Regions from separate parts of the Homo sapiens genome. Here region 2 is linked to region 1. Evidence: chromatin loops called from intact Hi-C (ENCODE). Cell type or tissue: PC-3. All regions are shown on one strand. Links, peaks and the distances in the headings refer to the core of each region. The heading gives the core; the rest is flanking DNA. Region 1 holds the start of LOC105372449 (a long non-coding RNA gene). Region 2 overlaps FPR3 (formyl peptide receptor 3).

Region 1 (15,634 bases), core at 3,253-11,252:
AACTCCCGACCTCAGATCATCCGCCCGCCTCAGCCTCCCAAAATGCTGGGATTACAGGGGTGAGCCACCGCACCCAGCCATTTTTGTTTACTTTTTGAGATGGAGTCTCGCTCTGTTGCCCAGGCTGGAGGGCAGTGGTGCAATCTCCACTCACTGTAACCTCCACCTCCTGGGTTGAAGCGATTCTCCTGCCTCAGCCTCCTGAGTAGCTGTTACTCTTAACATGGATAAAAATACTTTAAAAATTTTTCTTTTTTGGGAAACTAAAAGATATGCGATTCTCAATTGATTATTCAGTCTGTGGCCTTCTACTGAAGGAGCATACAGAATCTCACCTCCAGGAGCATGGAGCTCTCTTGGATAGGATCCTGCTTTCTGAGGCCAGAGCTTACTCTCCTATGTGATCAGAGGCTTTCACAGCATCCGCAGTGGTCTCCAGATCAGCCCTATCATGGAGGCTTGGTCCAGAGATCTTCATATGAAAAGGGAAATAATAAGTGTCTGGGAGACACTTCTGCAGGGATCCTGCCCTGTCTCAATAATCTCCCCCATGGCCACAGAAATACCCTGGGATTTTCCCAGGAGCTAGCCGACACACACAGATAGATTATGAACTTCAGATAGAAGCCCCAGCCTAGCCCTCACTCTGATACCTGTCATCCCCAAACTGCTCTGAAGTGCTTATGTGCTGGTATCTCCCAAGAGTCTGCATGTCAGTGTGTCTGTGCTAGTGTAATTTATTTAGAAAAGTGCAAAGGCAAAGGGCAGGATCAACAGGCAAAGGGCAGGATCCTGGAGGCTGGATCTAGGGTCCTCTTACCTGATTTATGTCACTGATTTTCCCAAATATTGATAAAAATGAATTGATCTCTAGGTGGCAGAGAAACAGGAGGAACCCTAGACTACATAGTAAGTAGAAAATAATGCTGCATGTCATTTAGATTGAGCTCAGCCCTGAGTCATGAAGTCTTCAGAACAAAGGAATAGTTCTCCCTTATCTGATGCTCACTGTGGCCTTGGGCAGCCTGGCATCGAGAATTCTCAGCATGTTCACTCTTGAGTTCTGTGCCTGCATCACACAGCAATGGAACAGTCCCAAAAGATTCTTAAGGGTGGGGAAAGGCACTAAGAAAAGATGAACCTGCAGTCCCTGTTATACCATCTGGTCTAATTGATACTACTGTTGTCAAGCAAAAGGAGCTCTCTCCCTGAGGCACTGGAAGCCAATATTTTGACACCAGGTTTTTGAGAAAGAAAAGTTTTTTATTGTAAGTTGACTCACAAGATGAGTCAAGCTCAAATCTGTCTCCCTGTGCTGGTTTTAAGGCAGTAATTTAATTATAAAACGTTTAGGAGGTGGATTCTGGGGTTCTCAGGTGATAGGTAGAAGGAAAGGAGAGGTCTGGAAAGTCTTCAGGCATGCACAGTTCTCTTCATGTCTCCTCATGCATCATGCGCACATTTAGTGGGAGTTTGAAACATGGTGAGGAAATTCAGGCTGTGACATCAGCATGCTTGGTCTGTGCAAACTCCATTTGGCCATATTGGTTTCAACCAATTTTGGCCAGTTTTGTAGAGGGAGTTTGAGCATTTCAGAAAGTTATTTCTTATCTGCTGTTCTGTAAATTCATAATCTTTGTTAGTTACTGGTTTATTTAACTCTTTGGGCATGGGTTCACTACCACCTGTGCTGACCCCACTTGATCTTTTGGGCCTCCTTACTTCCCACCTTCATTCTCTCATCATACTTTATATACACTAATAACTCCCCTGCTATTCTGTATGTAACCCAAATATCAGCTGTACTGCCTCATCTCTTAGATATCTATGTATACTCTGACCTAATCAAAACCAGAAATTGTGGAGTGTGAAATGAGAAAAGCAATAGAGAGGTAACAACAGTATTGAACAAGAAGAAGGAAGAATTTGTGAACTTGAAGATAAGTTATTTGAAAATACATGCTCAGAGGAGAAGAAAGAAAAAAGAATATAAAAAAATAAAGTCATCAGGATGTACAGGACAGCATCAAAAGAGCCAAGTTCACATTACAGGATTTCAAGAAAGAAAGGAGAAAGAAGGCTATAGAAAGCTTATTTAAAGAAATAGTAGCCAAAAATGTCTATACCTGGGAAAAGAGATAAATGTCTAGGTGTAGGAAGCTTAAAGGTCTCCAATTAGTTTTAATTCAAATAAAACTTCAGCAAGACGTGTTGTAATAAACTGTCAAAAATCAAAGACAAAAGCACAGGGGTTTTTGTTTTTTGTTGTTTTGAGCCAGAGTCTTGCTCTGTTACCCAGACTGGAGTGCAGTGGCACCATCTTGGCTCATTGCAACCTTTGCCTCCTGGGTTCAAGCGAGTCTCGTGCCTCAGGCTCCCAAGTAGCTGGGACTACAGGTGTGCACCACCGCACCTGGCCAATTTTTATATTTTTTAGTAGAGACAGGGTTTCACCATGTTGGCCAGGCTGGTCTTGAACTCCTAGCCTCAAGTGATCTGCCTGCCTTGGCCTCCCAAAGTGCTGGGATTACAGGCATGAGCCACCGCACTCGGCCCAAAGACAGAGTTTTAAAGGCACAAAAGAAGAGAGACTCATCATTTACAATGGAACTCTATAAAGCTATCAGCAGACTTCTCAGTAAAAACTCTTAGAGGCCAGGAGGACAGTAGGTTGATATTATTACATTACAGCAGAAAAAAACCCTGGAAGCTAAGAATAATTTACTTAGCAATCTGTCCTTTACAAATGAAGGACGTTGTATAAGGACTTTCCCATACAAACAAAAGCTAAGCAAGTATATCACTTCTAGGCCTGTCTTACGAAAACGATAAAGGGAGTTTTTTTTTAATATGAAAAAAAGGACATTAAGTAGTAACGTGGAAACGTGAAAGGATAGAACTCTCTGATAAAAGTAAATGCAGAATCAAATTTCAGGATACTCTAACACTGTAATGGAAGTATGATAATCACTTATATATTGAGTATAAAGTCTAAAAGGCAAAACTGTTAAACATAATAGGCATATTAACTTGTTTAGGGATATACAATATAAAAGAAGTCTAACATCAAAAATATAAAATGTGGGTGGAAGAATAAAAGTGTAGTGTTTTCTATGTGATAGAAGTTAACTTTATCAGGTTAAAATAGCCATTTATAAGTAAAATATGTTATATGCAAGACTCATGCTAATCATGAAGCAAAAAACCTATAGTAAGTATTCAAAAGATAAAAAGCAAGAAACCTAAACATACCAGTTCATAAATGCATCTAATAACAAAGACAGCAAGTGAGTAGGAAGAAACAAAGAATCTAGAAAACAATGAGGAAATAATAAAATGAAGAGTAAGGTTTTTTTTGTTTTTTTTTTTTGATACAGAGTTTCACTCTGTCACCCAGGCTGGAGTGCAGTGGTGCAATCTCAGCTCACTGTAACCTCCACTTCCCCAGTTCAAGCAATTCTGCCTCAGCCTCCTGAGTAGCTGGGACTACAGGTGCCTGCCACCACACCCAGCTAATTTTTTTGTATTTTTAGTAGAGACGGTGTTTCACCATATTGGCCAGGCTGGTCTCGAACTCCTGACCTTGTGATCTGCCTGCCTTGGCCTCCCAAAGTGATGAGATTACAGGCATGAGCCACTGCGCCCCGCCAGGAGTAAGTTCTTAACTATCAATAATTACCTTGAATGAGGCCAGGCGCTGTGGCTCAAGCCTGTAATCTGAGCACTTTGGGAGGCCAAGGCGGGTGGATCACCTGAGGTCAGGAGTTCGAGATGAGCCTGGCCAACATGGTGAGACCCTGTCTCTACTAAAAATAAAAAAAATTAGCTGGGCATGGTGGCGGGCACTTGTAATCCCAGCTACTTGGGAGGGTGAGGCAGCATAATCGCTTGAACCCAGGAGGCGGAGGTTGCAAGAGCAAAACTCCATCAAATAAATAAATACCTTGAATGTAAATGGATTAAGTTATTTAAAGACACAGAATATCATAATAATTTTTTAAAAGACCCAAGTATATGCTGTGAGAAGAGACTAACTTAACCATTAAGAACACAGAAAGTGAAGAACTAGAAAAAGATATTCTATGCAAATAGAAACCAAAACAGAGTAGAGGTTGAATAAACATTAAGGAAAAACTATAATAGTACAAAAATTGTCATTATACAATGATAAAGAGGTGAATTCATCCAGAGGATATAAGAATTGTAAATGTAGATATGTGCACCATCAGAGAACCTTAATATATAAAGCAAATATTAATCTGAAGGGAGAGACAGATTGCAATACAATACTAGTAGGGAGCTTAAATATCTTACTTTCCATAGTGGACAGATCATTCAGACAGAAAATCAATAAGGAATCGTTGGATGCAAACTGCACTTTAGACCAAATGTACCCTAACAGACATACACAGAACATTCCATGAAACAGTAGTAGAGTATCATTCTTCTCAGGCATATGGAACATTCTCCGGACAGATCATATAGATAAGACAAAGCAAATCTTATCAAATTTAATTGAAATTATATCAAGTATTAGTTCCTACTACAATGGGACAAAATTAGAAATCAATAACGGGGAATTTCAAGATGGAGGGATATGGGAAAATTAAACCACATGCTCCCAAACAATGGGTCAAAAAAGAAATCACAAGAGAGATTTTAAAGTATCTTGAGACAAACAGAAATAGAAACACAACATACTAAATCTTGTGGAAAGCAGCAAGAGCAGTTCTAAGGGGGAAGATCAGAGCAATAAATGCCTACAACAACAACAAAGGTCTCTGAAACCTAACATTACACCCTAAGGAACTAGAAAAAGACAAGCAAACTAAACTCAAAGTCAGTAAAAAGAAGGAAGTAATAAAGATCCAGTGTAATCAGAAAAAAATGAGAGAGCAGAAAAACACAATTGAGAAGATCCTTGAAACTAAGTTTGCTTTTCTGAAAAGATAAATCACAAACCTTTAGCCAAACAAACCAAGAAAAAAGAAGAGTCAATCAGACATGGAAGATGAGACATTACACTTAATACCACAGAAATACAAAAGGTCATAAGACAACATTATCCACAACTATATGCCCACAAGTTAGACAATCTAAAAGAAGTAGAGAAATTCCTAGAAAGATAAAACCTGCTAAGACTGAATCATGAGGAAATAGAAAGTATCTTTCATTAATGCAGAATTGAGGAAAACAAATTAGGCCAGGTGCCAGTGGCTCACCCCTGTAATCCCACCACCTTGGGAGGCTGAGGCAGGCAGATCACTTGAGGTGAGGAGTTTTGAGACCAACCTGGCCAACATGGCGAAACCGTGTCTTTACTAAAAATACAAAAATTAGCTGGGTGTGGTGGTGCATGCTTGTAATCCCAGCTACTTGAGAGGCTGAGGCACAAGAATCACTTTAACCGGGGAGGTGGAGGTTGCAGTGAGCCTAGATCGCACCACTGTACTTCAGCTTGGGCAACAGAGGGAGACTTTTATCTCAAATAAATAAAATTAAGAAAAACGAAAACGAATTAAAAATCTGAACTGACCAAGAATGAGAAACGAGATTCAATCAGTAATAAAACACTTGCATCAAAGTAAAGCCCAGGACATGATGTGTTCTTTGCAGCATTCTACCAAACATTAAGAAAAGAGTAATGCCAATCATTCTCAAATTCCTTCAAAATATTTAAGAGTAGAAAACATTTCCATTCTCTTTTTTGAGGCCAGCATTACCCTGATGCCAAAGCTACACACAAGGATAATACAAGAAAAAGCTACAGGTCAACATTCCCTATGAACTTAGATACAAAAATCCTCAACAGAATACTAGCAAAAAAAAAAAAAAAAAATTGGCCTGCACGGTGGCTTCATGCCTGTAATCCCAGCATTTTGGGAGGCTGAAGTGGGTGGATTACCTGAAGTCAGGAGTTCGAGACCAGCCTGGCCAACATGGTGAAACCGTGTCTCTACTAAAAATACAAAAATTAGCTGGGCATGGTGGCAGGTGCCTGTATTCCCAGCTACTCAGGAGGCTGAGGCAGGAGAATCACTTGAACCCAGGAGGTGAAGCCTGGGTGGCAGAGTGAGACTCCATCTCAAAAAAAAAAAAAAAAGCAACACATTAAAGGATTATTTACCATAATGAAGTGGTAGGTTATCCCTGGATGAAGGATGGGTCAACCTATGCAAATCGGTGAATGTGATGCACCACATACAAAGAATGAAAACATAATCCATATGAGCATCTCAACAGATTCACTGAATGCATTGGACAAAATTCAACATTCTTCCATGATAAAAACTCTCATCAAATTAGGTATAGAAGGAATGTACCTCAGCACAACAAACGCCACATATGACCAACCCACAGCTAATACTATGCCCAAAGATGAACAGTTGAAAGCCTTGCCTCTATGATCAGGAACAAGACAAGGAAGCACACTCTCACCACTTATATTTAACATAGTGGTGAACGTTCTTGCCAGAGCAATCAGGCAAGAAAAAGTAATATAAAGCATTCAAATAAAAAAGAAAAGTGAAATTATGCTTGTTTAGTAATGATCTTATACACAGAAAACTCAAGACTAAACAAAAATACTGTTAGAAATAATGTGATAATAAATGAACTTTAAAAAGTTTGAAGATAAGAAATTGGTGAGCAAAATTAGTTGCATTTTTATATACTAACAATTAACTCTCTGCAAAAGAAATCAAAACAATCTTTTTTCAATAACCAGCAAAACAATAAAATACATAGAAGTGATTTTGTCTGAAGAGGTGAATAACCTGTAAACAGAAAATTATAAAATGTTGATAAAACACTGAAGAATATACAAAAAAAATGAAAAGATATGTCGTGGTTGGGAATTGGAAGCATTAATAGTGTTAAAATGTCCGTACTAACCAAAGCAATCTGCAGATTCAGTGCAACCCCTATCAAAATTCTAATGGCATTATTCACAGTAATAGAAAAAACAATCTTGAAATTCATATGAAACCCAAAACCCCCCAAATTTTCCAAAGTAATCTTGGGTAAAGGAAACAAAGCTGGAGGTATAACACTACCTGATTTCAACATCTACTATGAAGCTATACTAATCAAAACATATGACACTGGCATGAAAACAGACAGATGGACCAATGGGATGGAATAGAGAGCTCAGCAATAAGCCCATGCATTCATGGTCAGCTGACTTCAACAATAGTGCCAAGAACACATGATGTGGAAGGATGCATTTGGATATCTACATAGAAAAACAATAAAATTGGGGTTTTCTAATCCGATTTTTATTCAAATATTGCCTCAAAATGCGTTAACAACTTAAACATAAGGTCTGAAACTATAAAACTACTAGAATAATTCATAGGAGAAGAGCTACATCATATTTGTCCAAGCAATGATTTTTGGATATGACCCCAAAAGCACAGTCAATGAAAGCAAAAATAGACAATTGGGATTATATCCAAAACTTCTGTACAGCAAAAAGTTGGGGTGCTGGTGGTGAAGAAATTTTGATTAATTAGTACAACGATATGGTTAGAATGAATAAGCTCTACTGTTAGCACAGTAGAGATTATTGTTAACAATAATTTATTGTACATTTCAAAATAGCTAAGAGACGATCTAAAATGTTCTCAACGCAAAGAAATGATAAGCATTTAATGTGATGGGTATCCTAAATTCCCTGATTAGTTCATTTTTTGCTTCAGTAAATGGGATCTTGCTCTGCCACCCAGTGGCGATCATGGCTCACTGCAGCCTTGAACTCGGCTCAAGGGATTTTTTCCACCTCAGCCTCCTGAAGTGCTCAGATTACAGGCATAAGCCACTTTGCTCAGCCAAAAGGGGCCAAAGGGTGGATCACTGAAAGGTGTTATGTGAAAAATTTTGTGCTGCTACCCAAATCTAAATGTTGAAGTGCCCCGAATCTCCAGTACCTTAGAATGTGTTTTGAGATAGAACCCTTTAAGGGCGATTAAATTAAAATGAGGGTGTTAGAGTGGGGTCCAATCAATCTGACTGATGTTCTTATAGAAAGGGAAAATATGGACACAGAGAGAGACACCAGAGTGTCGTGCACATAAAGACTTTGAGGACACTTCATAATGGCGACCATCTGCATGCCAAGGAGAAAACAGCAAGCCTGCCTTCACCTCAATCTTGAACTTCCAGTCTCCACAACACTAAGAAAATTAATATCTGTTGTTTGTGCTACCTAGTCAATGGCATTTTGTTATGGCAGCCTGAGCAGATTAACACACAAGGCAAGAATCTGCCTTTTCTTTCTTTCTTTCTTTCTTTTTTTTTTTTTTTGAGACAGACTCTCGCTGTGTCACCCAGGCTGGAGTACAGTGGCACAATCTCGGCTCACTGCAACCTCTGCCTCCTGGGTTCAAGTGATTGTCCTGCGTCAGCCTCCCGAGTAGCTGGGATTACAGGCACCCGCCACCACACCTGGCTATTTGTATTTTTAATAGAGACAGGGCTTTGCCATGTTGCTGAGGCTGGTCTCGAACCCCTGACCTCAAGTGATCCACCTGCCTCAGCCTCCTGAAGTCCTGGGATTACAGGTGTGAGCCAATGCACCCAGCAGAATCTCCCATTTCAATGCTGACACCTCTATGAGTTTCTAATAATCTCTCCTCATGAGTTCCAGGTTGCCAGTCTCTGAGGATGTCAGTTCTTACAGCTTGAGCCTCTCAGAAAGGAGAGGTTTCACAGGGAGGTATAAAGAAAGCAGAATCTGGGCGTACATCTCCCATTATTATTGTTTGCCCATTTTCAGGAATTAAAGGATAACAAAGTCACCAAGGGGTCTTCTCCATTAGAGGGAAACTGCTGAGATGTAGTGTGAAGAGTACTGATTGGTTTTAGACGCAGAACTTCCTGTTGCTGTCTTTGGACAAATCGTTAACTTTTCTAAGTCTGAATCCTCCAGTGATATAGCAGTTGCCAGCATTCCTCGCAGGGATATTGTGAGTCTCACAGGGCATTCTGCACGTGAAAGGAGGTGGTAAATATAAATCACTGCACATGTGTGAGGCTTCATATTATAGTCATAGATGTTTTGGATCTTGCTTCCTGATTTCTGATGCTCACAGAATCTAAAATTACAGGATTTAACCAAAGAGGGCATTTTTCTCAACCTTCTGTAAAATCCCTTTGTTCTTAATTTTCACCACATCAGAAGCAGACTTCTATCTTCTAGCTCTGACATTATTCAGTGCATGGGTCTTAATTTAGAAAAGTAACTGAGTGATGACACAGAGAGGCCAATGGGATTTTTAAAGGAAAGGCAGGGCAGAGCAGGGTGCACAGTTCAGGATTGGCCAGATTGAGGCATTCCTGAGGGCCTTGGGGAAAGGGGCTGTTCCTAGTTGTCTGGTACCTGGCTTTGTGTTGACTTAGGAGAGCAGAATATTGGCTTGGTGTGTGAGAGTTTGACATGGAGAGGGTTGGGGCATGGGCTCTGGGTGGGTAAATTTTAATAGGAAAGGCTGGCTCCAGGAAACCCACTTCTACATCTAAGAATGTGCTAGCCCCAAGATGGGCAGTCTCTACCCAGTCAGGGAAGACACAGTCACAGCACCAAAGAACACAGAAAATAAGGAAATATAATAAATATAATTGGCCCTGTGATGGACAGGTGCCAAACAGACAAATACAGAATCTAAAGAAATGGAATTAAAACAGAGTTTGTCACAAAAAGAAAGAGAAATCCTGGGGATTTTTTTTCAAAACAACTTCACTTCTAGTCTTTTTTTTTTTTTTTTTTTAGATGAAGTCTTGCTCTTGTTCCCCAGGCTGGAGTGCAATGGTGTGATCTCGGTTCACTGCAACCTCCGCCTCCCGGGTTCAAGCGATTCTCCTGCCTCAGCCTCCCGATTACAGGTGCCTGCCACCATGCCCAGCTAATTTTTGTATTTTTAGGAGAGACGGGGTTTCACCACTTTGGCCAGGCTGGTCTTGAACTCCTGACCTCAGGTGATCTGCCCGCCTCGGCCTCCCAAAGTGCTGGGATTACAGGCGTGAGCCACCACACCCAGCCCACTTCTATTTTTTAAATTTCTATTTCTAAACTAGTCTTTGCAATTTCAGTCTCCAGTGAAGTCTCGGGTTGACATTACAGGAAGAGGGGGAGAACCTATAGGGAAGAGAAGGGTCTCAGAGGTGGCTATTTGGATGTAGGACTCATAACTGCCTCTGTTCAAGGTAGGAGAAAATGCTGTAGTGGGTTTCTTCCTCTATTGACTCTCCTCTATCTTAGCAGTGCTTGTGGAAACCCTAGTTTCTTCCTTGGGATTCAGCCAATGAATGTCTTACTAGCTTGAGTTTCAGCGACTCTAGAGTTCATGTAGAAAGCTCTAATACTACATGAATTTAGATATTGTCTGAGGATAAAACTGATTTGCCTTTTTTGCAGGGCAATTTTCAGTTATTCTTTTGTTCCTGGGTTGAAGAAACTGATGCATATGTGTCTTGGAGTTTAACTTTTTTTTTTTTTTGAGACAGAGTCTCACTCTGTTGCCGGGCACAGTGGCTCACCCTGTAATCCCAGCACTTTGGGAGGCTGAGGCAGGCGGATCACGAGGTCAGGAGTTCAAGACCAGCTTGGCCAACATAGTGAAAACCCGTCTCTACTAAAAATACAAAAATTAGCCAGGCATGGTGGCGCATGCCTGTAGTCCCAGCTACTGGGGAGGCTGAGGCAGGAGAATTGCTTGAACCCGGGAGGTGGAGGTTGTGGTGAGATGAGATCGTGCCACTGCACTCCAGCCTGGGCAACAGAGCGAGACTCCATATCAAAACAAACAAACAAACAACAAAAACCATAATCATAAAGATATATTCACAAAAAATTCTTATGGAATATAGGAGCCAAATATGAAATAATTTATGCTGATTTCATTTATATCAAGTAGCAAACAGACAAATGTGATTTAATCTCTTAAATACTGGAATAAATGTAAACCAGTATCTTGACAGCAACACTTCTACAAATAGTTCCAACAGAACGACAGCCTTGAGGATAGTGACTTAGCACAGAGGAACTTCTGGTGAACTGGCAGTATTGTTTCCTCATCCATGTGCTGCATAAAGAGTTATGTTCTTTTGTGAAATTCCAGGGAACTGTGATTTATAACCTATAATAAGTCTTTGACTTAATCAAAATACATATCACTGGAAGCCATTATCCTCAGCAAACTAACACAGGAACAGAAAACCAAACACCACATGTTCTCAGTTATAAATGGGAGCTGAACAATGAGAACACATGGACACAGGGAGAGGAACAACACACACTGGAACCTGTCGAAGAGGTGGAGGGGAGGTAGAGCATCAGGATAAATAGCTAATGCATGCAGGGCTTAATACCTAGGTGATGGGTTGATAGGTGCAACGAACAACCACGGCACACATTTGCCTATGTAACAAACCTGCACATCCAGCACATTTATCCTGGAACTTAAAATTTAATTTTAAAAAAACTATTAAAAAAATAAAAAATAATAATACATATCACCGAAAAGAGTTAAAAGAAGTTCAGGGTGGGGATATTGGTGCTAAGAATGTGTGTGAGCTTCCACTTGTGTCTGTACCAGATAAAATTTATGAAGACGCAGGCACAGGTTAACAGCCACAGCAAGAAACATAAGAGAATAATACCAATGCTATATATGCTGATTCTTTGATTTTTGTCCTGAATACAGAAGAAAACTATCCTATCTTGTTTTGTTTGTAATGTTTCTGCTGCTGTTTGGCAATCACACGCATAGGGTAAAACCATATTTATCAGCATATTCAAGGTCCAGTAGAGGAAAATAGAAAGCTCCATATACTTAGGATAGTTTATGTTAAATTCTATACATCTGGAGTTCCTGGGGCTCATCATGATGGCTTGAAACACTGCAGGCACAGGTGGTGCCAACGGTCACACCCTACCAACTCTGTGAGGATAGCAAATCAGAATCCAAAATCATGAAGGAAATTATTCAATATAAAATCTGACATTGATTTGGTGCTGCATACAGAGGTGTGTCTTGGGGATACCCTTAAACAGAATGCGTAAGAAGTGGCTATAATCAGGTGCTTCCAATTCAAATCTGTGGTCCTCAACCTGCATCCTGTTAAGTAAAAGAAGACATAATAGTAAAGAAGACAGAAACTCTTCAGGATTCCAACAAAATTCTACGACAAGTAGATCATTCCTATTGCCAACTCCCTGGAGGCCATTCTGCGAGTTCCCAGTGACTGATATTCATCTTTAGAGCCAGAAGATCCTGCAGAGAACATGAAGTGTAGGTGAGGTGATATTATCCATTAATAATATCAATGGAAAAACCCGTATTCTACTGAGAAACATTTAAAGTTTTGTTTTGCAAAGAGGCTTTCTAGGGTTGAATGTATAACATTTAAAGAGCACTTACGATATGGGAATCACTGCTGTAATGTGATATGTATACCTTCTTTGATTTTTGTAACTGTATGATGGATTCACTGGCATACTTTTCCTTGTAGAGACAAAAGGAACTTAAGATACAGAGAGGTGCAGTGATTTGTGGAAATTCACAAGCTGCTTAGGAGCTGAGAGGAGACTTGCACCTGACTAGGGTGTCTGCAAAGGTGATTGCTAAGGCCTGTGCTATCCTAACAGACCATTCAGCTGTGTTTTCAAAAAATCTGGACCTAGTTAGTTTTGTTTGTTTACCATGCCATTTTATTTTCCATCTCTGGTATTTTATTTTATAATTTTGTTCAAAACAAGTTTCCATTCCTGTGTAAAGAATTACTGCATAAGTCAATATCCAATGTCAGTAACCTTTGAAATCCCAATACACTGTTGGTGCACTATTTAGAGTATAATCCTGAAGGAAACTTCCCCTGGTACAAGTTGGATTTACTGAATGCAAGAATGGCTCAATATTACTTTGGTAGCAGAAAAACTCATTAACTCATCCAATAGGAGGAGAAAATACTACAGCATTTATCAATGAAATTATTGAAGTATATTACTCTGTTTCTAGACTGTTAAACATGAAATACTAACAGGTAATAAAACAATATAGATAGAAACTCAATTATTGGTAATTTTTGATCAGTCAGAAATCAATATGTTAATGTACAAGTTATGTGAAACTATTAGCAGGGTAGTGTAATTTGTAAAATACATTAAAACAGAAGAAATATCTGCAAAATGGAATCTGGAGAACACAAAATCTTGAGCATTATGGATGTTGAAATCATAGTAAAGTGAACTTTTACAACTCAATAGCAAAAAATAACTCCTAAAACAAGAAAGTAATAGATCAATTTTAAAATGGGTTAAAGGCTTGAATAGCATTACTCCAAAGAAGACATTCAAATGCCCAACAGGTGTATAAAAACATGCTCCATGTCATTGATTCTGCAGAAAATACAAGTCGAAACCAGAGTGAAGCATCACTTCACACCTCTTATAATTACTATTAGCAAAAACCCAAAACAGCAAGTGTGGCAAAGAGGCAGAGAAATTGTAACTCTTATACGCTGTGGCTGAAAATGCAAAATGGTGCTGTCTATATGGAAAATGATACAGATGTTCCTCAGAAAAATTAAAATGAAGCCAGATGTGGTGCACGCCTGCAGACCTGCAGTTACTCAGGGAAACTCTGTCTCTAAAATAAAATAAAATAATAAAATAAAATAGTGACAATTACCATATGATCCAGCCTTCCCACTTCTGAGTATATAGCAAAATAACTGAAATCAGGACCTCAGAGATATCAGAACTTCCATGGTCATTGCAGCACCGCTCACAATAGCTTGGATGTGGAAACGACCTAACTATCCATTGAATGATGAATGGACGAAAAAAATGGGATGTGTGAATATACAGTGGAACATTATTCAGCCTTTAGAAAGAAGGAAATTCTGCAAGAGATGACGACATGGATAAATCTTAAGGACGTTATGCTAAGTAAGTAAGGCGGTCAGTGAAGGACAAATACTGCATGATTCACTTGTGTGTGTAATCTGAAATAGCCTCATAGAATGAGAGAGTAGGATAGGCCGGGCACCGTGGCTCATGCCTGTAATCCCAGCACTTTGGGAGGTCGAGGTCGGTGGATCACCTGAGGTCAGGAGTTCGAAACCAGCCTGGCCAACGTGATGGAACCCTGTCTCTACTAAAAAAAGTGCAAAAATTAGCCAGGCATGGTGGCATACATCTGTAATCCTAGCTACTCGGGAGGCTGAGGCAGGAGAATAGCTTGAACCCGGGAGGCGGAGGTTGCAGTGAGCCAAAATCACACACTCCATCTGGGGCAAAAAGAGCAAAACTATCTCAAAAAAAAAAAAAATTAAAGAGTTATGCAGAATATTTTTGACCAGGAAAAATAACACAAGATACAGTTGATCCTGACTACTGCTGTTTGCAACTCTTAATAGTAAAGTTACCCTTCCCTTAAATGCTACTTCCCTAACCTCAAGAGGGAAAGCAGCCTCACCATAATCCTAAGAGCACAGAGGTTTTCCGTGGAGGACAATCACTGTCTCCATTAAGCGCATCATTTATACAGAGTTAGATTTCTTAAAAAACAATTTTATTCTGGAAATGATTTCAGATATATGGTTTCTGCACAGGATAAGGTAATTTTTCTAGCTCTATCCTACTCTTCATTATAATCATGGAGGCAGTATAAGCATATTATTAAAAATACTGTAAATGTACTGTGTGATTCTTATGAGGTGTGTGAACAACATATATATTTATTTACTACAATCCTTGAGCACCATAAATCTTATTTAATTATTACTGGAATTATTCACCAACTCTCATCCTAAGTGAAGATTTTATTAAGTTACCTTCGTTTTGTTTGGTTTCTGAGATGGAGTCTAGTATTGTCACCCAGGCTGGACTGCAGAGGTGTGATCTCAGCTCACTGCAACCTCCGTCTCCCGGGTTCAAGTGATTCTCCTATCTCAGCCTCCCAAGTAGCTGGGATTACAGGCGCCAGCCATCACACCCAGCTAATTTTTGTATTTTTAGTAGAGATGGGGTTTCGCCATGTTGGTCAGGCTGGTCTCAAACTCCTGAACTCGAGTGATGTGCCCGCCTCAGCCTCCCAAAGTGTTGGGATTACAGGTGTGAGCCACCGTGCTCGTCCGGATTTTATTATGATAGCTTTGTATCCATCAGGGATTGGTATAAGGTTTAGGCCTCTCATCTCTCTTTATTGACTCAGCCCATAAGAGAGTAATTATTCCTCCTCCCTGTCTGGCTTTGCTACTGACTTTGTTTCTACAAAAGAGAAATCCCTTTCCAGACATGACCACTTGGACTTCTTTTCTTGCAGATTCTGCCTGCCAGACTGAAACACAAAAATACTCACCTGATTCCTTCCCACTGCCAGGACAGCCCAGTTTGTGTGACGGTCATAACAGCACTGTGTGGGAAGGAGGCAGCCAGACCCTGAGATAAAGGTTTGTGAGTCTGTGACCTCATCTTCCCTCAGAAGTGCAATTATAATTTTACCTGTAGCAGCAATGACAGCTGACTTAGGGAGTTGATAACTTTTTGAAAAACTTTTTGCAGTTGCTAATTACCAGAGGCAATTACAACTTTCTCATAAATGTCTCCAAAGAGACCACTGAAGTATCCAAA
Region 2 (15,634 bases), core at 2,836-10,835, 430 kb before region 1:
GAAGAAACTTCTAGATATGGGGGTGACAAAAGGAAATTAAATCCATTATATATGCATATATTTTAATGTAAATATATAATAGATAAATTATGTATACATAATATAGAACCAAATTGAAACAGTTTTACAATTTGGTTTGACTGGAAATTCAAAATCCATATATTAATTTTTGTAGTAAAAGTTTATGTAAAAAAAGACAAAAAGGACACTGATTGGCTTTTGTTCCTCTACAATATAGGTTCTAACTTAACTTCTAACATTAGCGGCCGGACGCGGTGGCTCACGCCCGTAATCCCAGCACTTTAGGAGGCCGAAGTGGGCAGATCACCTGAGGTCAAGAGTTCGAGATCAGCCTGGCCAACATGGTGAAACCCCATCTCTACTAAAAGTACAGAAATTAACCGGGCGTGATGCTGGGTGCCTGTAATCCCAGCTACTCAGGAGGCTGAGGCAGGACAATTGCTTGAACCTGGGAGGTGGAGGTTGCAGTGAGCCGAGATTGTGCTACTGCACTCCAGCTGCACGAATTGACAAAATTTATGGACTTCATAGTGGGATTCAAATTATAGTTATACATAGGGATCTCATTAAATTTACTTACTCTACTCCCATAATCTTGAGAAGCTAACTAAAATTTTGAAAAATGAGTAGACCTCACTTTATCTGTAGCGTCGCCTAAATTTCCCAGTCATACAGTCATTGCTCTAAAATATTCTATGTTGGACATAGATTCTGTGACACAATTAATAACAAATTAAAATTAAAGTAAGCTTTTGGCACTTACAAATTGGCTTGATCAAATGAGGCCCCTTAGTCCCCCAGTTAAGATAATTTATTACGGCCCAATAGAAGTTGAAACAGCACCTTCAAGGATTAAAATTTATTATATAAAACCGAATTAATAAAAGCGTGATTATCGACACCACATCTCCATTTAGCAACCCAAAAGTTCTTCCTGTTCCCAAATCTGAAAAAAAAAAAATTCGTAAAAATGCCTTACGATGGATGACTACAGCAGACGGGCTGTTGAGGGCTGCCTCAGCTCTTCAGCCCAGACCAGTGACAGAGCTACCAACACTGCTTCACCTCCTGCAGAGGTAGAGGTACAGGCAATGAGAGGAGGGGGTCAGGGATATTTTTTAGCCCTTTCTCATCCTACCCTCATGCCAGTCCCAGCTTTATCTACCCTTGAGTCATATTAAGCCATTCAAGGATGAGTGGATGAAGTTTTTAATCAGGAAAAAATACTTCCATGCCCCCCAATTTGAGAGTAAGAAATAGAAAATGAGGCTATTGTGGGTGTCATTTCTAATTTCTGGACCTCAGCCTGTACCCTGGGGTAAGTGGAAGTGGAAAAAAACTACAAGAAAACAGAAAGAGTGGTGGGGATTTGTAAGGCTTGGATGAGATAGTATATATTAAAGGGAAAACTTAATTACTTTACCCTTAAGTGTAATGTTTGCTGTCACCTTTTTGTATCTTTCTCTTTTTAATCAGACTGTTGAAGGTGTCTTCTATTCTTACTTTTTAAGAGTTCTCTTCTTCTATTGCTTAAATTATGAATGGATGTTAAATGTTTTCAAATGTAATATCTGCCAATATTAACATGATTATTTTTATTCTTTCATTTACATCGTTACAGATTATTTTATTGTATACAACTGTATACAAACTTCATATGGTTCCTTTCATATAATAAGAATGTAAGCTGTCTGAGGGCAGGAATTGTGGTCTGTATTGCTTACAGATGAATCCTCACCCTCTATGTGTAAAATAGTGTCTGACATGTGGTAGGCACTCAATAAATACTGAATTAATGAATCAATAAATAGTGTCACCTAGATATTTAAGTGAGAAACATTTGATGTCTAATTAAAATTATCTCTGTTACAAATTATTTTATTAAATTAAATTAATTTAACTAAAATTAAAATAACGTGAACCAAGTCATGTCTAGTAAATTCTCATCCTCATGTGCGCAATATTTATAAATTCCCAGGTGGCTTCCATTTTCATGAACACCTTAAATTTTGAGTTTCCACTTCAATACAGTACTCTCACTAACAACTGCCTAATGACTTTGTATTTAAATAAATAAACTCATAACTCAGCCCTTTACCTTGCTTTCTCCACAAAAACACTCAGAAATTGTCAATTTTGTATTGTGTAACATACTTTCCTGATGCACTGGCAAAAGACACCACTCAACATGAATACCAAGGAATCCTGTTATCAATGTCCTCTCTCACTCCACTGCTTTACTCATTCTTCTCGTCTTCTCTAGAGTTCTGTGCATTTCCAAGGCAGAGCAGTTTGACCATTTCATTCACACTTTTGACTCCTATAAATGCTTTCAATTTCCAAAAAAAAAAAAAAAATGTATATTCTTTAATGCCCAACTAAGTTGTGGCCATAGAAAATGAGGAACAATGAAAAAAATGCAAGACAGAAAGTCAGGAGCCACGAAGGACAGCGTGAGACCTCTAGATAGGAGAGCCAGGGCTTCCAGATGGGCTAATTAATAGACTCCCTCTACTGCCAGGACAGGGGATTCTTACCTTTCCTTCCCACTGGCCTTGGTTAATTGCAGTAGAACAGTGTCCGCTACATCTCCCTTTTTTCTTTTCCTCATTAGGAGTTTCCATTGTGGATTCCCAATTCTCATTGCATCGTGGTATATTGGGGCTTTGAAGCTAAGTATTCTTTTAAGTTATGGGACACTTATCACAAAGAAACTTCAACATAAAACGTTGGGGATCTCATCCTTGGGAAGGATGGCTCTACTTCTTCTATTTGGAAGAAGAGTGTAAAGGGATCTTGAGTACCTGAAGGCATAATTCTGGCCAAGACTGACAGCTGCCTAACCAACATTAATCACCCTTCTTCACTGCAGTGAATGCTTATAAGGGTCTGTTGCCTCGGCATCCAGTCTAAATACAAGCTTAATTTTCTCATACGAGGCTCAGGGCTCAGTCACCCTTGACACAGTTTCCAGTTCTACACCACAGTCACGAGTACAAGAAAAAAAAAAGAGGAACTTTAAATTTAAGTACTGGGCAGAATCCAGATCTAGGAAACGTAATCCTAGCCCTGGAATACTTACTGATTTATGAACAAACTTCTAATGGGAGGGTGATAAAAAGGAAATTAAATACATCATATGTATATATGTATATAATATTTTAATGTAAACATAGGACAAATAGGTGAATTATGTACATTTAATATATAACCGCATCAAAACAAAGTTTTACAATTTGATTTGATTGGGAATTCAAAATTCATATATTAATTTTTATACCAAAAAAATTATGTAACAAAAGGATAAAAAGGCACTGATTTGGTTTTGTGCCTTTACAACATAGGTACTAACTTAACTTCAACAACAGCAAAAATGCTCAAATTGACAAAAATTTATGGACTTTACATTGGGGCTCAAATTATAGTTATATATGAGGATCTATCGAGCACCCGATTCTGTGGCTGTTCGGGGCGCCACTATGTAACCTGCCATGATCCCTGGTGGACTGAACAAAGGGGGGTGAATGCAGGAATAAAAGACAAGAGACAAAAGAGTATATTTGGAAGAAGGGGTCCGGGGGCACCTTGCCTCTAGTGGACAAGGCCCTGAGCTTTACACGGCCCTCTGTATTTATTAGAGAAAAGCGATAGTGAGAAGGGGGGTGGAAGAAGAGGTCAGTTGGTTGGTCCAGAGTAGGCTTGCAAGACTGCATTCTCTAGATGTTCCAGTAGATAACTTCAAAGAGCTTGGCGTCAGGAAGCGATTGCCCTCAGCAAACCTTCTGGCGGCAGGCACAGTCGTGAGTTTGCTCACATCCTGTATTCATGATAAACAGTTTGCTGTTTGATCATATAGCCTCCAGTGGAATGCTGAGTTGGTCACGTCCCATGGGCCTTCGGCTCCCTGCATATCCCCCTGTTTATGAATTAATTGAAAGAATGTAAGACCAGGCTGGGCAGCTCTCATTCTCCGATTGGCGGTCCATCCGATTTTACAGACTATAAACAGAAGACAGAGACAAAACAACATTACTCCAAGAACTACATATAAGATGTTACTGTGGTACTTTAGATAGGTCCAAGGGTTGAGGCTCTCCAGGCCTTCCTGGAATTCAGTCCAGTCTTCTAAAGAAGGCTGAAATTCTTGAGTGTGCCTATTTAAATCAAGAATTTTGTTTTGTAATTCACTAATATCAAAGGTGATGTTGGATGTGAAAGCTCCTTGCAAATGGGCTTTCACAAGGTCCCACGGATACTCACTTTTGTTATATTCTAAGTTGGTTACACAAATACGAGTGTGATTAAAATGACAGCGCAATTGCCGCTGCAACTGCAAGCTTTATACTTGTTCCCCTAACCACAGAACCATGGATTTCAACATTGCCACTTCAGTTTGTAACTCAGTGTTAATTTTATTCTGAAGTAGCCTCGCTTGGTTGGCTGTACGTGTCCAATTCTCTACGTACTGAGCCGTTTGAACAGAACTATGCAAAGTTACAGAGGACATCACAACAGAAGTTATTAGTGTGACCAAGGAAACGATAGCAAAAATTATCATGCCTAAGGCTCTACGGGCACAATAAGTAACCTGAAGTAGAAGAAGTTTCACAAAATGCAAAGCAGGTGTGGCAGCCCAAGCCTCGGACAGATTAACAGGAATCCCTAGCCCAGGGATGCAACCTAAAATCATCAAAGTCGAGATATTATGTGTTCGCAATGTGCTATGATTAATGCAGTGATATAACTGGCAAGATTTACAGGTCAACTGGGTATTGTTTACCTGGAGCTGGTCCTTCTGAGCTGCCAAAAAGACATAAGGATTAAAAACACAAACCACAAATTGAGTGGTGATATTCTTTACAAATGTAACATTAAGACTGTGTCGTGACTCCAGTCGGCCTTCTCTCCATCTTTGCACTCAGGCTCAGCTGACTCATGGCTCGTACCGGAGGGACTGGGCCCATGGTTGGCCACCCCATGTTTCTCCAGTCTCCCATTCCAGGGTTGCAAGCACCTTGAGGGCACCCACATGGCTTGTCAATCTCCTGTAAACACACAAGCATACCCTCTTCCCCATGTCAGTAAATCCACCGGGCCTTTCCATTGTCCTTCTTCTGGGGATTTCCATAACACTTTCAGATAAACTTTCCTCTTTTCCTCTAACACTTGCCAATGTCTTTCTGCTGGAGTCTTACCATCCGTACCAGGAGTCAAAAATTTTAAAGTAAATAAGGCTAAATGTAGTTTTGATTGAGGTGGTAGTTGGCCTCCTATACCCCCTTTTTGTCTTTTCAACATTCGTTGTAATGTTTGATGTGCCCATTCTATAATGCCTTGTCCTCTAGGATTATAAGGAATTCCTGTTTTATGGGTTATAGCCCAAAGCTGTAGGAAATTTTGAAAAGCATGACTAGTATAAGCAGGTCCATTGTCAATTTTTAATTGTTTAGGTATTCCCATATGAGCAAATGATGACAGACAATGTCGCTGTACATGACCAGCTGTCTCACCTGTTTGGCATGTACCATGCAGCATATGAGAATAAGTGAAACAAATTAAGCAGTTCTGGGTCTAGCGTACTTTTAACTGTAGCAGTTTCTATGCGAATGGCTAAATTTACAACATAAGCTGAACAAGAAGAATCTCCTTGCAGGGTTTGGTAAAGATGTGTAAGTTGATAGGTAGCAATACCTAACATCGGGCGTAGCCAATTAATATCTCCTAATAATTGCTGAAAATCATTTAAAGTCTGTAACCTGTCTTTATGGTTGACAATGTTGATTGTAGCCTGCCACGATCCCTGATGGACTGAACAAAGGGGACGAGCGTGGGAATAAAAGACAAGAGATAAAAGAGTATATTTGGAAGAAGCGGTCAGGGGGCAGCTTGCCTCTAGTGGACAATGGCCCTGAGCTTTACACAGCCCTCCGTATTTATCAGGCAAAAGAGATAGCAGGAAGTGGGGGGGGTGGTTGCTGGCTAGCAGCCTGATTCACAGCAGGCTTGCAAGACTGCATTCTTAAAACAGTAGGCGCTAGATTTCTCAATAGATAACTCTCAATAGATAACTTCAAGGAGCCAGGGAGTGAGGCCCTCCACAAACCTTTTGGTGGCAGCGCAGTGTGAGTTTGCCACATCCTGCATTCATGATAAACAGTTTGCTGTTTGATCATATAGCCTCCAGTGGAATGCTGAGTTGGTCACGTCCCATGGGCCTTCGGGTCCCTGCAGTTGATAGGATCTGAAGCTGTGAGCTGTAAAACCTCACAGCTGACTGCAACTAGCTCTGAGCATTGACCTGAAACCCCAGAGATCCTTATTGTTTGAGTATGTTTTAGTCCATAGATGGCAGCATGACCTTTGGAAGAGCCATCAGTAAAATAAGTCTGTCCACCTGGAATAGGTTTGTGATGAGTAATCACAGGAAGAATGAAAGAATGGATTTTATAAAACTGTAAAATTTTGTCTGAGAGTAGTGGTTATCTATCACGCCCATGAAGTCTGCGAAAGCAGTTTGCCAGGCAGTCGACATTTCCCAAGCTGCAGCTTGTTGCTGAGAGTCTAAAGGAACAATAATTTTGTCAGGATCATATCCTGTAAGCATTTGTGACCTATGCCTGCCCATAGTCACAATTTGTGTAATTAAAGAAAGATAAACTTGCAAGGTTTTGACTGTTTGATTAGATAGAAAGAACCATTCTATTACTGTTACAGACTAGTCTATAAACTGGCCCAAAAGTCCTGTTGGAGAGTAGGGGGTAGGAAGAATAAACAAAAGCAAAGGTTTTTGTGGTTGTAGCCATGAGGCATGTCTCTGCTGTAACATTTGCTCTACAAGCTGTAATTTGGCTTCTGCCTCTTTAGTTAGTTGCTGCAGGGAATTTAAAGAATCTCCGTGCAGGGTTTGGTAAATATGTGTAAGTTGATAGGTAGCAATACCTAACATCGGTCATGGCCAATTAATATCTCCTAATAACTGCTGAAAATCATTTAAAGTCTATAACCTGTCTTTATGGAGAACTACTTTCTGAGTCCATACACTTCTCTCTGTAACAATAGTTCCTAAGTATTGGTATGGGGAAGTTGTTTGTACCTTTTCTAGAGCTATTTTGAGATTCCATTTAGTCAAAGCCTGCTTTGTTTCTCTGAATAACTGATGTAGGTTTTGATCTGTAGGAGCAGCCAAAAGAATATCATCCATATAATGAATGATGTAAGCAGTAGGAAACATATTCCGAGGCTTCTTTAATGCCTGTCCTACAAAATGCTGACATAGCGTAAGACTGTTAAGCATGCCTTGGGGTAAAACTCTCCATTGATAATGAGAAACAGGTTCTCTTTGATTAATAGAAGGCACAGAGAATGCAAATCAAGGCTTATCCTTCTCGTGTAAGGGTGTAGTAAAGAAACAATCCTTAAGATCTATTACTACAAGAGGCCAGTCTCTTGGAATAGCCGCTGGAGATGGTGAAAGTTTTTGTAAGGCACCCATCAGTTTTATGTGTACATGAATAGCTCTTAAATCATGTAGTAGTCGCCATCTTCCGGACTTTTTTGGAAAAACAAACACTGGAGAATTCCAAGCTTATGTGTCCGGCATCCCATTGTTCTTTTACTAGCTGCTGAAGTTGCATCAGGTTCTCCTGAGATAGGGGCCATTGATCCACCCACACGGGTTTGTCACTGAGCCATTCTAATAGTGAGGCAGTGGGCAGAGGAGAAATATCAATGACCCTCGTCAGAAATCCTGACGTCCTAGCCCTTTTCTATCTGTTTTTCCAGTTACTGATATTGGGTTAGGATTTCCTTGAAGAAATTTTCCTAAACATTTTCCCCTCTGATATCTCATGTTCTTCAACATTTTAAATCCTGGGTTATCAAAGTTTTCATTTGTAAGTCTCATATTCCATGTTATAAGTAAGTCTCAACCCCATAAATTGATAGCTATATTTTCAACATAAGACTGAAAAGTACATGACTGTCCATCTGGACCAAGACAAGGTAAAATCTCAGTGCTCTGTTGAACACTTTGAGCTGTTCCTACTCCCACTAGGGATGTAGAAGTTAATTGCAAGGGCCAGGATGGGGGCCAACTGTCTTTAGATATGACTGACACATCAGCTCCCGTATCCATAAGCCCATAAAATTTCTTTCCTTTAATGTGTACTACACAGGTAGGTCTATTAGAGGCTATGGGTTGGGATAGATAGATTTCTCATGTAGTTGTGCTCCCAACCTCTTTATTTTCTCATTTCTCCTTTCATGGAGAAGGGTGTGATTTGCAGGGAATAAGCAATAATTGAGCAGTATATTGTCCCAGCTCAAAACCCAAAGATCTTGTGACATTAAAACTACTTGAATTTCTCCTTCATAATCAGAGTCAACAACTTCTGGGACTACAGTAATGCCCTGTAAGTTAAGGCAGATTTTGCCTAAAATTAGTTTCACATATCCTGCTGATAAAGGTCCCCAAATATCAGTGGGAACTTTGATGGGTTTGTCTGCCCCAACTAACATTACCCATTCTTTGACTGGGAGATCTAATCCTGCACTCCTTGTGTTCCTGGGGTGAGGGAATCAATGTGCCTCTGGGAACCCATGCCTGGAACGGGGTTGAGGTCTGGACTGGGAATGCCCTCATTGTTTGTGGGGCCTGGGTCCAGGCCCCCATCTCATTTCCCAGCAGGGGGGTGCCATTCTGATGAAATTTTGAGCGGCACTGATTAGCCCAGTTATTTCCTCTGTTACGCAAGGACAAAGTCCTGGCATTTTTTCCACTGGGTGGGGCACTGCATTGTAAGGTCCTTTCTGTACTGAGATCTGGCGGCATTCCTTTTTAAAATGTCCAGGTTTTTCACAATTATAACATTTTCCCACTTTAGGGTTTGACCCTTGGCTCCTTTTAGATTTGTCAACTGCTAAATTAGCCACTGCTTGCGCTAATATTGCAAAGTGATGAAGCTCAGTTCCTACATCTTGACAAGCTCTGAGAAAACTTCCCAAGTTTTTTATACACCTCACCAGTGCCAGTGCATGTTTACAATCCGCGTTTGCATCCTCAAAAGCTAGAGTTAAGGTTAGCATTTCTGCAGCCGTGGTATGAGGAATCTGACGCTTCACTGCCTCTTGTGATCTTGTAAGAAATTGCACATAGGGTTCCTGTGACCCTTGCATATGTAAAAAGGATTGTACTGGGACTCCCTCTTCAGGAATTGCGGCCCAGGTGCATTTAACAGCCTGTGCACACTGCTGATAAGCAGCGTCTGGGAGTGCCATTTGACTTTCCAGGTCTGAATAAGGGCCATTACCTAATAGCATATCCTCTGTAATGTCTCCGTGTCCAGCAACATGGTTCTGTTTAGCCTGGTCTGCACACATTTCTTGCCAATTTAAATTCCATGTCAGATATGCACTAGTGGACAAGCAAGTTCGCATCAAGTGTCTCACATCAAAGGGTAAAAAACGCATAGCACCAAACACAGATTCTAGCAATCCTAAGGTCAACCGGCTCTGTATGCCATTATTTACCACTCTCGCTTTTAATTCCTTCAACAACTTACTCTAGTGGGGTGTGTTCATGAATAACCTGCTGTGGATTGTTGGGATCAGGCCTTATGGAAATAGGAAAAGTGCAAGGTCCTAGGGGCTCTCCAGCTATGGCAGCAGAGCATAAAATTCTTTGTATTGGGGTCTCTAGTTCTGCTACCAAAGGAGGCAATACAGATGTTTCTGCAACTGGAGGAGGCTGTATAGGCCAATTTTTATCCTCCCTCTCCTGTTTTTTATTTTCATCTGGAGCTGTGAGTGGGACAACAGATTCTTTCAGATTTTTAGATTCAGCCTGTTGTCCCACAGAATAATAAGGAGATAATGGCAGAAGTACAGTATGAACTAAACTCCAAGTGGAGAAAACAGAAGGATCAATTTTAAGACCTTTTTGATGAGCCCATTTTAATCCTTCTGCTCTGTCCCAATTTTCCACATCAAGGGTGCTGCCTGTGGAAACCATGGGTTATGTGTAATAACCTCCTGCAGCAGCTAAGTTAATGTCTGAGAACTAACCTGAGCACCAGTTTGTTTCAACAGAACTCTAAGCAACTGCACATAATTATTTTTTTCAGTAGACGAATTCTGCCCCATGTTACCGTGATTCAGAAAACTTCCCATTCCCAGTACTTCTTTAAGGAACTGATCCCAGTACCTCTTTAGGCGCTGACCTCATGTGCGCTGCCAGCTGACTCATCCCAGGGTCCCCATTTGCGTTGTCAATTTCAGTTCCTCTATTCCAGGAGATCTTCTTCATTCACATCCTCATAGTCCCGTGTTCAGACTGTCGCCTGTTTGAGTGCCACTTGTAGAGCCCCTGATTCTGTCGCTGTTCGGGGCACCACTATGTAACGTGCCATGATCCCTGGTGGACTGAACAAAGGGGGATGAACACGGGAATAAAAGACAAGAGACAAAAGAGTATCTCTGGAAGAAGGAGTTAGGGGGCACCTTGCCTCTAGTGGACAAGGAGCTCGGCACCAGGAGGCGACTCGCCCTCAGCAAACCCTCTGGCAGTGGGAGTAGTCGTGAGTTTGCCCACATCCTGCATTCATGATAAACAGTTTGCTGTTTGATCATATAGCCTCCAGTGGAATGATGAGTTGGTCATATCCCATGGGGTCTTCGGCTCCCTGCAAGGATCCCACTAAATGTACTCACTTTGCCCATATTGTCTTGAGAAGGCAACTACATATAAAATTTTGAAAAATGAGTATACCTCGCTTTAACTACAGCCTTGCCTAAATTACCCATAGTCATACCTATTGTTCTAAAATAGCCTATGTTGGAGGTAGGTTGCTCTAAAACAGAATATGTTGGAGGTAGACATAATAAATAATACATTAAAATTAAAGTAAATTGTTTGCACTTAGAGATTGGCTTGATAAAATGGGATCACTTAGTCCCCCAGTTAAGATAGTTAATATGGCCCAACGTAGGGTGAAATAATGGCCTTCAATAATTAAAATTTGTTAAACAAAACGTGATTAATAAAAGGGTGACTATCCACATTGCATCTCCACTTAACAGCCCAAAGTGCTTCTTGTTCCCATATCTGAAAATAAAAAATATCACAAAGAATGTCTTATGATGGATGACTACAGCACTAAGGCTGTAGTCCCATCTATCAGGGCCCCCATATCTAACATCTAATATTATTAAAAATTGCTAATACTATTCAATCAAGAACTGGTAAACATTTTGCTCTCATTCATTTGGCTAGCATGTTCTGTTAAGTGCTTATTTCTACAGACCCTCAGCTACAGTTGCCTCCACCTCTGAAGAAACACAATACACCTTTCCAGGCTACCTAGGGGTACCCTCATAGCTTTGGCATCACACACAAGCTTTGCAGACAGGAGCTTAATGACATCCACAGTCTCCATAAGCACAGGTGCAGCATTACATTGAGGACAACCTCCTCTAAGAAGATTCACTTGATACACACATTACAGTCATTTAATTCGTCTCTTAGTCCATTCAAGGTACTATAACAAAATTTATTATGCTGGATAATTTGTAAACAACATAAATTTAGGCCAGACGTGGGGGCTCATGCCTGTAATCTCAGCATTTTGAGAGTCTGAGGTGGGTGAATCACCTGAGGTTACAAGTTTGAGACCAGCCTGGCCAACATGGTGAAACTCTGTCTCTACCCAAAAATACAAAAATTAGCAGGCATGGTGGTGAACCTGTAGTTCTAGCTACTGGGGAGGCTGAGGTAAGGGAATTGGTTGAACCCTGGAGATGGAGGTTGCAATGGGCCGAGATCACGCCACTGCACTCCAGCATGGGTGACAGAGTGATGCTCTGTCTCAACACACACACACACACACACACACACACACACACACACACACCCCATAAATTTATTGATCACAGTTCTGGGGGCTGTAAAGTCCAAGATCAAGGTGCTAGCAGATGCAGTATCTGGTGAGGGCCATTACTCACAGACAGTGCTTTCTATGAGTCCTCACATGGTAAAAGGGAAAGACAAGTGCCTATAGGACTCTTATAAGGCACTCATCCTACCTATGAGGGCAGAACAATCATAATTGAAAACCTCCACCTTTTAATACCATCACCTTGGTATGAGCAACCTCATTTATATTTTTATTTTTATTTTTATTTTTGGCCCAGGGAATGATCTAAGGATGTCATGTTTCAGTGGTGAAAGATAAGGACAGGTCCTGAAGAGACTCTGAAGGAGTCTTTATAAAGGAGGATGGGATGTTTTCCTTTTTTTTGAGACAGAGTCTCACTCTGTCACCTAGGCTGGAGTGCAGTGGCGTGATCTCGGCTCACTGCAAGCTCCACCTCCCGGGTTCACGCCATTTTCCCACCTCAGCCTCCCGAATATCTGGGACTAGAGGTGCCTGCCACCACGCCCAGCTAATTTTGCTTTTGTATTTTTAGTAGAGATGGGTTTTCACTGTGTTAGCCAGGATGGACTCGATCTCCTGACCTCGTGATCCACCCACCTCGGCCTCCCAAAGTGCTGGGATTACAGGCATAAGCCACCGCAGCTGGCCGATGTTTTCCTCCTTTATAAAATGAGACAGGCATGTGAATGAAGCCAGTTTTTTTGTTTATCTTCATCCTTCTGGCTCTGGAGGGCCCGTTGATGTGATGTCCAGAACAGTGGCAGCCATTCTGTGGTCACTTTCAAGAAGCCCCTGGAAGAAAGCCAATAGGATGGTGAAGCAAAGGGCTTAAATGAAAACCAATTTTTATTTAGACTCAGATTCTATCTCCTTGCAAAACTTTTTGTAATAGTAAATTCCTTCTTGGTTTATGTGCTTCATATGTTTACTATACTTTATCACTGAAAACATCCTTTGGTATAGTGATTCGGGGAGAAAAGAAAAAATAGTTGACTCCTGTTTTCTGCGTCTCCACTTGTCTTCATGGTTGTGTTGTTTCAGCCGGAGGACAATGTCCTGATGTTGCTTAAAATCTCAGAAAGGGCCCATCTCCTCCGATTTAGACCTTTAACTCTTCTCAGATTAAGATATTTGAACTAAATTTGTTGTAATTTTGTCTATTAACTAATCCTTAGAGCTGCGTTGCAGGTCCCACAAATTATCTCCCTCTGGAGCAGAAGGTTAAGGGGTTAATCTTGGTAATGATATTGGATAACGGGTACTCTCTCATGCATCTGCCTCACCTCTCAAGGTTTTTGTTTTTTGTTTGTTTTGTTTTTTTGTTTTGAGACAGAGTCCAGCTCTGTCACCCAGGATGAAGTGCAGTGGTGTGATCTCGGCTCACTGCAACCTCCATCTGCTGGGTTCAAGTGATTCTCCTGCCGCAGTCTCCTGAGCAGCTGGGACTACAGGCATGTGCCATTCTGCTGGGCTAATTTTTGTATTTTTAGTAAAGATGGGTTTTCGCCATGTTGGCCAGGCTGGTCTTGAACTCCTGACTCGGGTGATCTGCCCACCTCGGCCTCCCAAAGTGCAGGGATTACAGGCATGAGCCACTGCACTCGGCCTAAAAACCACTTTTTTTGTTTGTTTGGTTTGGTTTGAGACACAGTCTCACTCTGTCCCACAGGCTGGAGTGCAGTGGCGCCATCTCAGCTCACTGCAACCTCCACCTCCTGGGTTCAAGAGATTCTCCTGCCCCAGCCTCCAAAGTAGCTGGGACTACAGCCGCCTGCCACCACGTCTGGCTAATTTTCGTATTTTTAGTAGAGGCGGGGTTTCACCTTGTTGCCCAGGCTGGTCCTGAACTCCCGACCTCAAATGATCCGCCCACCTCGGCCTCCCAAATTGCTGGGATTGCAGGCGCGAGCCACCTTTTATCACATCTCATTTTATGTTAGTGAGGTTATTTAGGGCGAGGTCCCTTGATAGGCTCAGGTTAGGGCTGACCACCACAAAAATCAAGTGACTAGAGGGTTGGAGCTTTCAGCCCCACCCATTGACTTTCAGGAAGGGGAAGTGGGGACTGGAGATTGAGCTCTATAAAAAAATGTTGGCTGGGTGCAGTGGCTCATGCCTGTAATCCCAGCACTCTCGAAGGCCGAGGTGGGTGGATCTCAAAGTCAGGAATTCGAGACCAGCCTGGCCAACATGATGAAACTCTATCTCTACTGAAAATACAAAAATTAGCCAGGCATGGTGATGTGCGCCTGTAGCCCCAGCTACTCAGGAGACTGAGGCAGGAGAATTGCTTGAACTGCTTGAACCTGGGAGGTGGAGGTTGCAGTGAGCCAAGATCCCGCCACTGCACTCCAGCCTGAGGGACAGGGTGAGACTCTGTCTAAAAAAAAAAAAGGTAGACACCAGGCACGGTGGCTCACACTTGTCATCCCAGCACTTTGTGAGGCCAAGGTGGGCAGATCGCTTTAAGCCCAGGAGTTTGAAACCAGTCTAGGATACATGGCGAAACCCTGTTTGTACAAAAAATTAGTCAGGCGTGGTATCTCACGCCTGTAGTCCCCACTACTTAGGAGGCTGAGGCTGGAGAATCCCTTGAGCCCAGGGAAGTGGAGGTTACAGTGAGCAGCGATCATGCCACTAGACTCCAGCCTGGGTGATAGAATGAGACCCTGTCTCAAAAAAAAAAGAAAAAAGAAAAAAGAAAAAGAAGAAGAAAAAGAAAAGAAAAGAAATTAGCCAGGCATGGTTCCAGGTACCTACAGTCCCAGCAACTCAGGAGGCTGAGGTGGGAGGATCACTTGAGCCCAGGAGTTTGAGGCTGCAGTGAGCTGTGACTGCACCACTACACCCCAGACTGGGGAAGAGAGTGAGATCCTATTAAAAAAAAAAAAAAAACCCTTGAGAAATGAGATTAGATGAGCTTCTTGAGTTGGTGAACACAAAGAGGTGCCGGAAGGCTGAGTGCCTGAAGAGAGAGCATGGAAGCTCCATGTACCACCTCAACCTCTCCCTTGCTATATACTTGCCCTATGCATCTATTTTGACTGTTTTTGAGCTGTATTCTTTTCTCCTTTTTTTTGAGACAGAATCTCACTCTATTGCCCAGGCTTGGAGTACAGTGGCATGATCTCGGCTGACTACAACCTCTTCTTCCTGGGTTCAAATGATTCTCGTGCCTCAGCCTCCTCAGTAGCTGGAATTACTGGCATGTGCCACTACACCCGGTTAATTTTTGTGTTTTTAGTAGAGACAAGGTTTTGCCACATTGGCCAGACTGGTCTCCAAATCCTGGCCTCAAGTGATCCACCAGCCTCAGACTCTCAAAGTGCTGGGATTACTGGCGTGAACCACCATGCCTGGCCTAAGATGTACTCTTTAGAATAAACCAATAAATGAAAGCAAAGTGATTTATTGTGTTCTGCATGCCATTCTAGCAAATTACAAAGCTGATGAGGGGGTCACAGGAACCCCTGATTTATAGCCCATCAGTCAGAAGTACAGGTGGCCACATGGGACTTGCATTGGTATCTGAAGTGAAGACAGTCTTGTGGGAGTGAGACCTTTAACTTGTGCGATCTGATGCTATCTCCAGTTAGACAGCATCAGAACTGAATTTCATTGTAGGATAGACAGTGGTGTCTCCAGAGAATTGGAGACTTGCTCTGTTTGGAAAAAAGCCCACA

Evidence for each region. Peaks named below come from ENCODE experiments on the same cell type or tissue, not always from the same donor. Only the 100,000 strongest peaks of a DNase experiment are listed, where the experiment ranks them.
Region 2: it touches region 1 in a loop (20-fold over the local background); 6 of 110 quality-filtered maps call a loop at or near these places.

Annotation. Positions count from the first base shown.
Region 1 is chr19:52,230,247-52,245,880 of GRCh38, forward strand. LOC105372449 (a long non-coding RNA gene) reads left to right here and starts at 1,181. Exons shown (of 3, transcript XR_001753993.2): 1 at 1,181-1,268; 2 at 15,327-15,634. It also overlaps the pseudogene VN1R99P. In PC-3, for the core only: a CTCF peak has its summit at 7,732 (motif pointing left); a DNase peak (open chromatin) is centred at 7,745.
Region 2 is chr19:51,801,235-51,816,868 of GRCh38, forward strand. The region is part of intron 1 of FPR3 (formyl peptide receptor 3); the gene reads left to right. It also overlaps a transcript of ZNF577 not described here. Among named protein-coding and RNA genes, the nearest start is that of FPR3, 14 kb to the left of the region's middle. In PC-3, for the core only: CTCF peaks have their summits at 6,361, 7,554 and 9,196; DNase peaks (open chromatin) are centred at 3,777, 6,217, 7,577, 9,187 and 2 weaker places; H3K4me3 peaks cover 947 bases; H3K27ac peaks cover 4,154 bases.